2 separate regions of the Homo sapiens genome follow, and region 2 is linked to region 1. A link is a contact called in ENCODE Hi-C or POLR2A ChIA-PET data. All regions are on one chromosome and are shown on one strand. Each heading gives the region's core, a stretch centred on a gene start or an enhancer-like site at or near the end of the contact. The rest is flanking DNA. Distances are from core to core; before and after follow the strand shown. Region 1 holds the start of CGRRF1 (cell growth regulator with ring finger domain 1). Region 2 has its middle 110 kb from the start of LINC00520.

The links. Hi-C counts contacts between places; a loop is a spot of excess contacts on that map. ChIA-PET counts read pairs that join two places held with the same protein, here RNA polymerase II (POLR2A).
Region 2: a loop to region 1 is called in a map of endothelial cell of umbilical vein, with 9 times the contacts of the local background. The contact joins the enhancer-like site here to the promoter of CGRRF1 in region 1. A Hi-C loop is called at or near these places in 1 of 168 maps with a recorded cell type or tissue (endothelial cell of umbilical vein). POLR2A ChIA-PET finds 5 or more read pairs at or near these places in 1 of 52 experiments (WTC11).

What each region holds. Positions count from the first base shown.
Region 1 is chr14:54,507,797-54,512,527 of GRCh38, forward strand. It overlaps CGRRF1 (cell growth regulator with ring finger domain 1), which reads left to right and starts at 2,110. Exons shown (of 6, transcript NM_006568.3): 1 at 2,110-2,267. The coding sequence starts at 2,164. RefSeq lists silencers at 1,771-2,200, 2,000-2,185 and an enhancer at 2,361-2,590.
Region 2 is chr14:55,687,107-55,692,079 of GRCh38, forward strand. No RefSeq gene overlaps it. Among named protein-coding and RNA genes, the nearest start is that of LINC00520, 110 kb to the right of the region's middle. Within about 2 kb of position 3,410, at least 3 of the 41 ENCODE cell types and tissues checked have a DNase peak (open chromatin) inside an H3K27ac peak, as active enhancers do; they include endothelial cell of umbilical vein, where a contact is called at or near this core.

The DNA.
Region 1 (4,731 bases), core at 860-3,359:
ATCGTGGCTCACTGCAGCCTCAACCTCCCTTGCTCAAGCAATCCTTCTGCCTCGCCCAGTTAATTTTTTAATTTTTTGTAGAGACAGGGTCCCACTATGTCGCTGACGCTGGTCTCAATTCCTGGGCTCAAGCCATCTCCCTGCCTTGGTCTCCCAAAGTGCTGGCCTTGGTCTTCCAAAGTGCTGGCATTACAGGCATGAGCCACCATGCTGGGTCTAGGGTGGGGTTTCAAGCTAAACTAGATCAGTTATAGATAATAAAGAACAGTCATTCTTCCTGTTCATCTGAGAGTCAAACTTTTTTTTAAAAAACTCTAATATAGATACTTTGTGCTTCCAAGTAATCTCATGGAGAAAAGCTTATTTCATTTATTTATTAATTCAGTAATATGACTACCCGACATATACTAGGTACCGGTGGCACAAACATCAATTATGTGTCATTCCTGTGCTCAGAGAGCTGGGTTCCTAGCAGGCTAAATACACTAGTGAGCAGGTGCTCACACCAGAAATAAGAGGGCTCCCATACAGTTACATACTGGGTGCTTTGGGAGAGGCATCTCCCCAAGGGTTTGGAAGCATCCAGGAAGGCTTGCTGGAGAAGGGAGCCTTTCAGATTGGCCAATATTTTTGTTAAGTGACAATATCAAATGATGGCAAAACTGTGGATGAAAAACTGGGAATACAAATTGGTACATTTCTGGAGAGCAGTGTTTTTACAAAATCTTTAAAATGTACATTTTTTAAAACCATAGTTCCACCTCTAGTAATTTATCCTAAGGAAATACTTTAGCTGTAGGGATGTTCATTGCAGTGTTATTTATAGCAATGAAAAATTCTCCAACAGTTGAGGGCTGATTAAAGTATATATTTTCACAAATCAGATATATAGTAATTAAAAATTGTGTTGTAGAAGCAAGCTTCTCAAACAGTGCTGCTCCAGAGACTACGTGCTCATTTGCCAAGGAATATGTGAGGCCATAGGACAAACTTAGTTCATCTTTCTCAACACGAATTTTACTGGTGATTTAGGAGTGTGACAGAGGCTACTAGTTAACTATCCCAATGTCCATTCTCTTTCCTCCTCAGTAACAAAACTCTTGATTTGTACCAGGGTGTGTTGCTGCTCACGAATAATAAGACTACATATCCCCATTCTCTGATGTGGCTAGATGTGGCTTTAGGAGTAAATGCAAACCAACGAGGTGTCAATGAACTGTTATGAAAGACTTTCAGGGAGGCCACCTTGATGGAGCTGACTCACAGGGTTGAGACAAGGGAGTGACCATTTAGCTACTTTCAGTAATTTTTAAAAAGCTTCTGTGTGATTTAAAAAGTTTTTTAAAAATTATTCTTAAAGTGGAAACAAATACAGTTTCAAATGTTTGGCTAATTCTAATTTGAGGAGTACAAGAAGAGGAGAAAAGGAGGGGGATGTGGGAGGAAGCGGATGCTTTATTTCTAAGAGAATCTTGGATAAGCAATGCTGATTTTCCTCTATGATTAAGTCCAATCTGAAAAGGCTGACAAGTCTCGTATAAATTGCTTGTGGTAGAGACTCCTTTTTTTGTGTTTTCACTGTGCTTATGGTTATTTCATTTTGTAGAATCCAAGATGCCCGCCCTCCTCCTCCTCCTCCTCCACCCTCTCCCAAATTTGCCTAAGATATAATAGGCAGGGTTTCAGGATTTAGAAACGATGCACGTAGATTTCAGACTGCGCCTCTCTCTGACATCAGAAAACCTACATTGCCTAAGGCTGGCACAGAGTTGGCCCCAAAGTCTACTTAGAATTTGCCGGCGGAACAGCAATGACCACTGGGCCACAGCGCTTAAGACGCCCGCTGGGTACCAATCCTGGGAGTCGGGGGCGGTGCGAGTCGGGCCCCCCCCATCCCAGGTCTGCGTAGCCAATAGCTCGGGACGGGAGCGGGAGGGGCGTGGCGTGTCCGGCAGGGGGCGCCGTGATTGGCACGCCAGCTCCCGCTGTCCGCGAGGCTGCCCTAAAGTCTAGCTCATGAGAACCCCAGGCAAGTGCGGACCTACAAAGTTTGTCCGCTCCGGGGCACTGTAGTGGCTTTTACCCTGGCCGGGCGGGCGGGGCTCAGCCGGGCTGGGCTGGGCTCCGCGGCTGGAGCCGGGCTCTACCCAGAGCAAGACCCTGATGGCTGCGGTGTTTCTGGTAACGCTTTATGAATACTCGCCGCTTTTCTACATCGCGGTGGTCTTTACCTGCTTCATCGTGACCACCGGCCTGGTATTGGGATGGTAAGTGTCCCAGGGGTGAGAGACGAAGGGGCGGATACCGCCAGAGTGGGGTCGCGACGAGCAGCAGGGGGCACCGGAGCCGGAGGGCCGCGGGCCGGAGGACGTCGGGGATTCGGTGTCCCCGGGTGCCTAGAACTCCGACTTTCTCTGGGAGGAAAACAAGGTGGACGCTGCACCTGCGTCACTGCCCTGCATCACCGTTTGGTCCGTGTCGCTGGGGCATCTTGGGGTGGTACCGCATTGGGGTGTTTTACTCAGCTTTGTTTCTAGGCGATAAAGCAGCCAGGAAGGGCTTGGGCTTGGGCTTGGTGTTGGGAGAAAGTGCTTCTCTAGTAGGCTTCTGTCCCGGATTCGGGCCTACTGTGTGTCCTGGATGAGTTAGTCACCTGTGCTACAGTGCACAGACTGGACAGTAAGCGAGGTTAACAGTTGTGATTCTGACCTGAATGGAGCCCTTAGCCTCAGATCTTTCAGAGTAACTTGTAACTGAACTGTTACCGTTTGAGAATTTAATGGTTTCTGTATACATTCCACACCTTTTGAAGTAATATTTAGTCGATAGAATTGTAAAATCATAATTTTAGAGCTGGAAGAGACCTTAGAAATATGTAACACCGAGGGTAGGACAGTTGCCTATTGGAGACAAGGAGAATGGTCTGTTAGATAACCGCTGAGCAATTCTTCTAGCCTAGAGGTTCAATTTCTCTCTTGAGGAGATGCTATTGTATCATGTTTAGACAAGCCTTGTAAATAACGAGTTGAAACCGTGTAACTAGCCCACAACAGTTTTTCTAGGCTGCAGCCTCCAAAATCCCTTTGAGATGATAATAGTTACAAAAAGATCAAACAGCAGTTCTAAGTGGATAACAGCCATGGTCTGAAGAGGTCAGAGGGGACTCTGTTGAAGAGGGACATGAGCTGGATTTTGGAGAATGAGCATTTTGAAAAATAAATGGAGTTAAATGTATATAGTAGGGAAGAAAAAGCATCTCAGAGAAGACAGCATGAGCATAGGGGCAGAGAACATGTTAGTGAATAAAGAAGGCTACGTAAAACGAGTTTTAAAATAGCCTTTGGTCACATATATGTGATTGCCTTAAAGAACACGGGCCCTTGTCGGTTTCTGAAAATATATGCCATCTTTAGGAAGTGACAAAAGTTTTAACCTGTCCACACTGCTCCTCACCCTACCAGCAATAGAGCATAGAATTCCTTGCCTTGTATGTGGGTGAGGATTGGAAATACAAATTCCTTATTTGTGGGGGTAAGATTGGAAAACAAAGACCAATCTTACACAATTGGTTATTCTTGACCCATCAGATTTTATTGCTAATGTTCATTACACAAAAGTTTGTAATTGGAATGAGGAAGGTGTTGCCCATGTGAGAAAAGCAGTCTTAACACAAGATTTTTAAATGACTATAATGTTAGTGTTATTCTCTTAATGAAGCATAATTTTCCTCCACTAAGGAAAATAGTAACTAGTTGATAATTGCCTTATGTGCTTTAATTTTTATTTTAAATAGGCCAACTAATTAGATATCTTAGATATCAATCTTTAGTATTGGGAAGAGGGTAGTCAGGAGCCTCATGTTTGTAGTGGTTAACAGACAGACTTTGGAGTCAGTCAGACATAGGTTCAAATCCTGGCTCTGCCAGCTTTAAGACTTGGTTTGAAAATTTAATAATTGCCAAATCACCCCATTTAGGTAAGACTTTTTACAAGAGTGGAAGCCCATGTAATTATAGAACGTTTGGAAGTCTGGGCTAAGCACTGCTGAGGCCACAAGACCATGTAAATCCAGTCACTTCCATCCTAATTTAGGCCTAACCAGTCATCTTGTGCCTAACCCAACCATTCTCTCCATCCGAGTTAGTTTTGCCCACGTAGATAAACTTTTTACTATGTTTATTTGCAAACTTAAGCCAAGGCCATGTATTTATTGACTAGAAATGATGAAAACTTGGACACCATCTAAATCGCATAAAAACATCTTTCTAATAGTACCAATAGTACCCCAGTCAGAAGGGTAAACTAGTTAATACGCATGTTTTTCACCCTTGTCATTGTTTTGTTTTGTTTTAACCTCCCATAATACCATCTCTACTGTTCATGTGTTTTCTGTCATGGTTTTTCCCTTGGTACTTCTCTGAGTTTTTCACTATTTGCTTCTTTCCACTGTTTGCCATGTCTGCCTGCACTGTGTGGGAGTGGAGAAAAAACAGGAGCATATGATTATTGGAATCCCAATAGCAATAGCAAAGAAGCATGCAACTGGAAATATAGTATTTTTCTTTCACCATGTGGTGGTTTCTGTGATCTCTGATAGCTTTCTGCAGGCACTGAGCACAAAGAAGCCCAAAAGTCCATTTACATCCTTTAACAGTTTCAAATAATCAGGGACCATGACTCCAGTAGCTATTCCCGGCCTCCTCTTGACCACAGTTTATTAAGCTGTTGACC
Region 2 (4,973 bases), core at 2,160-4,659, 1.2 Mb after region 1:
AGAATGAAAGAAAAGACGATTCCTTGTTGACATTATTAAAGCCAGGGGGCAGATGGGAGATGGGTTATTACACTGGGTTGGACTGGACTTGTATTAACCGAAGTTACAGAACAGCTTTTGGGTCTGCTTAGGATGTGCAGAAGAGGGAGACTCCGCAAAGCAGAGTTGAAGACTATGGTTGGGAAAGGACACTAACTTGTTAGGCTGTTCTGCAACCTGGGTGGTAGATTTTTTTTTCTTGACTACATTTTTGTCATTTTTATTTTCCTAGAAAATCTGGCCATTTCATATTTGTTGGCAGAGTTCTACAAGGCAGCCAACATACCACTTGTACAACCTATCACATGCCAGATGTTTTTTAAGCAGTTACGTTAGTTCATTTAATCTTCCCTAGAATTTAACTGGCCAGGGGGTTGTGCTTTCATCATCTTCATTTTATAGATAAGGAAACTGAGGCACAGGGAGGATAATTAAATTAAGGTCTCACAGCTACTAAGTAGAGGAACCAGGTTTCCAACCTCCAACCTAAGCTGTCTGGCTTGATTGCCTTATTTATACTCATAAAAAAAATTTTTTTTATATATGTATGCATTTATAAATGTGAGTGTAATTATATAAATTACTGGAGTAATTTTTAAAATTAGACTATACATAGTCTGATAATTTTTAAATTTACTCATTTTTTTCCCTCCATTTGTTCCTGTTGTTAAGGTGCCTTCTCTCATTTTGTCTTGATTCTACTTTGCAAGGGATTGCCTACCTTTGTGGTTCTCAAAAGTATGGTTTGCAGTCCACTGGGAATCTCCAAGACCCTTTCTAGGAGTTTGCAAGGTCAAACTTAATTTTCATAATAAGACGTTATTTGCCTTTTTCACCATATTGAATCTGCGCTGAATGGTACCTCAGCAAGTGTTAAAAGCAGTGGCTTCCAATTGTTTGTTTGTTACTGTATTTACACCACTACTCATCCCAGTAAAAGTCCTACTACAATATCAAAGTCACCTAAGAATGTCTTCTGATGAGATCAGTAGTGATGGTAATGAATGTGATTTTGTGATATGTGTAATGAAGTGTGTAAACATTTGGAAGATCTGTATAACTCAGTGAACCAGTATTTTCCAAATTATCAATGCACAGTGTTACAAAGTCATGCATGGGTGAAAAATCCCTTCAAAAAGCAAGACAGGGCTGGGCGTGGTGGCAGGCGCCTGTAATCCCAGCTACTCGGGAGGCTGAGGTGAGAGAATCACTTGAACCGGGGAGGCGGAGGTTGCAGTGAGCTGAGATTGTGCCACTGCACTCCAGCCTAGGCAACAAGAGAGAAACTCCATCTCAAAAAAAAAAAAAAAAAAAAAAAAGGGCAAGACAAACCAATGGATTTTAATGTAACAGTGCAAAAAGTTCATTGATATCATTTCAGACTCCATATTGTGGTTAATCTTTAATAAATTACCACTTGAGTTTGGCTGTAGCATTAAAGAACATCCACAGTTGTCTGAAATGGCTGCCTTTTTTCCAAGGATATGTCTGTGTGAGGCCAGATTTTTTTCATATACTTCAACTAAAACAACATATCACAACAGATTGAATTCAGAAGCAGTTGCCTTCTATTAGGCCAGGAATTAAAGAGATTTACAAGGCCGGGTGCAGTGGCTCATGACTCATTACAGCACTATGGAAGGCCGGAGTGGGAGGATCCCTTGAGGAGGCCAGGAGTTCAAGAGCAGCCTAGGCAACATAGGGAGACCCCTTCCCTACAAAAAAGATTTGCAAATATGTAAAGTCATGCCACTCTTCTCATTATATCTTTTGAGTTTTGGAAAATGAAGTTATAGTTCATGAAAATATGTTCATTATATTGTTATTTTAAATTAGTAAACTTCCAATTTTCTTGGTTTTAATTTCTAGTACGTTGAATATTGATAGAAATAAGATTTTAAGTCTAAAGCAGTTCTGAGATCAAAAACGAGTCACTGGTCTGGCATGTTGGTTTATTTTTCCAACAGTTTTAAATTATATTGGACAACTTAGCACATGTTTTATGTATTTTGTTTTATATTCAATTCATTTATGTTTTTATACTTTTTTTATTTTCTTTGCCAACTTACCTGTAAATTTTAATTCATTTATTTTCAGTTCCTGTTTTCTAATAATTTAGGCTATACATTTTCCTCTGGACTTCTTTACCTGCACCTCAGATTTTGATATATAGGTATTTTGTTAGTCTTCCAGTTTTTAATTTTTTTAAATTGTGAATATTTCAAACATATAGAAAAGCATAGAAAATAAGAGAAAAAGTCTGTGTTCCTCCACCTTCTGTTCGCTTGAATTTTTTAAATAAAAGAAAACATTAGCTACAGTTGAAACATCTTGTATAACCCCCATCAAATTTCCCTGCATTTTCAGAGGTAGCCACTGCACTGAAGCTGAGATTTATCATTTAATTTCATGTTATTATCAATACCATAGGTAGGTATCCATAACTAATGTAATACTATTTTGCATGTTTTCAAAATTTATACAAATCATTCTGCCATTTGCGTTATTCATTCAATATTAACTTTAAAATTTATTCATTTTGAACTAAGAATATGCCACAATTTATACATTCCCACTTTCAGCTGGGCTTTCTTTAAGCTTTTTTATTTTTTTTGGAGTGTGTTATATATTTTTCACATGTGTAGATTTTTAAAGGATCCTTTTCTAATATTGCATTTTTGTCAGTGAATATGACCTATATGACACCAATTTCCTGAATTTGTGGAGAGTTCAGAAAGAAATTATAAACCAAAAAAGAAATTTATTTAGTCTTGGTTTAGAATAAGAATGTGTCAACAAGAATGTGAAGCTTTGGCAGGAAATGATTTCATTATCTGAAAGTTTGAGTTTTCAGGTTACTATACCAGACTGGTTGTTACCCTCTTCAGTTAAAAAATAAGAGGGAGTTGGGGAATATTTATTTTCCAGTGACCTCAGAACATAGGAAACAGAATCAAACAGGTGGGGAAAGGTCTTATTTAGATTTGCATTTCTGCGTTGTCTCTTGCTTTTGCTATGAAGAATCTAGCAGTTACGAGTTTATGAGTCAATAGCAGGTTCTTCCTGAGCTATTCAATACAGAGTTCTTGGGATTTCATCCAGTGCCAAACACAAAGTTCCTATTTAGTGAATGCAGTATTCATTTCAAAATATATAAAATATGTTACTGTTGAGTTAATCCACAGACTATAGTTACAGGAAATGGAAATTTGCTTACTTATGTTGATGAATTGTGTTGGTAAGTTCCATTGCCACCTAAATTGTGCAGGCTTATCAAACCTCTGCATCTAGTTTTTCTCCTTGCTAGCTATGTAAATAAAATTAAAATGTGACCGTGTTAGTCATTTCTTGCATTGCTAAAAAGAAATACCCATGGCAGGGTAATGTATAAGGAAAAGCTTAATTGGCTCATGGTTCTGCAGGCTGTACAGAAAGCAGGGTGCTGGCATCTGCTTCTGATGAGACTTCAGGAAGCCTGTAATCATGGCAGAAAGCAAAGGGGGAGCCGGAGTATTGCATGGCAAGCAGGAGCAAGAGAGAAGGGGAAGGGACTGTGCACTTTTAACAACCAGATCTCGTGTCAACTAACTGAGCAAGAACTCACTCATCATGCTAACTAAGCAAATCATGAGGGATCTGCCCCAGTGATCTGAATACCTCCTGCTAGGTAATGTAATCCCTCCACTGGGGATTACATTTCAACATGGATTTGGAGGGGACAAACATCCAAACTGTATCAGTGACTAGCAAATTCTAACCCAAATGCAATAATTGTTAGAGTTTTCTCTAACAATTCCTTTGTTGCCAATTATATAGTCAATATCTGTAAATGTTCCAAACTATTGAAAGTATGCTTTATACTTGTTAAAATCAAATTTATTAATTGATAACATTCTCAGTTCCCAAACTGTGTTTCTGGTTCAGTGGGTGTGGGTTAGGGTTCAAGAATTTGCATTTCAAACAAATTCCCGGCAGCTAATGCTGCTGGTTTGGGGAACACACTGAAAGTCATGCATATGGTTTTCAATTTGCCTTTCTTCTTTTGCAATTTCTTCACAGTTTCTTATTAAATGAGTGTTCTTGTTTTCAAGGTTTTAAAATATTTACTAAGTATTTTTATACCACTTCTATAAATTCTACAAATTTGGAGAGGAACAGAGACTGCAACATGTGTTTGGCTCCAGTTGGTGGTTCTCTTGGTGTTTCTTGATATTTTCTCATCATGTCACACAGAGAATATTTTTTTCAGAAATAAGTCAAATTGAAGCTTTTTTCCTCTTCAGTGAATTTCTTTGTTATCCACCCTGACAAAGTCTGAATATGCATGAATGCTGTTCTCCAATTGACCAATATTATGATTTTTATCCCCTCGAAGAAGGAATTGCTTGGAATAATGTAAGATGAGACAAGTGTAAGTTTTTCCCACTTTTGGTAACAAGGACAGGGTGGTTTACTCACCTAATACTATGAGGACAATATAGGAACCCAGGTATAAAAGTTTTTATGGAATCTTAGCCCTAATGTTCTGTTAGGTAACAGTCTCTATAGACTTAGTCTTCTGTTAGAACAGATAAATATGTCCAGTCAGATGAAACAGGTTTTTTTCCTGACAACTAATCCTGGTAACTTTCTGCCTGTATCTGGACACCTATTTTGAATAAACTAGCTTGCATTTCCTACCCACATTTGCATGGAGAATACAGAACTTTTGCATATGTGCTGAGCACCTGGTTTTAATATCATGAGTAGCTTTAACACATAATTGCCCCAGTTTCTGTTCACTCTCACAATGATCTAGGAGTTAACTTTACAATTTTTAACTGGATTGTGGCTGATGCCTCTATAAAGCAGTTAGCATGTATTATTAGTAATAATTACAACAACAAAATAATGGCAGTTATAATAATTGCAAACATTTATTGAGTGCTGTTTTC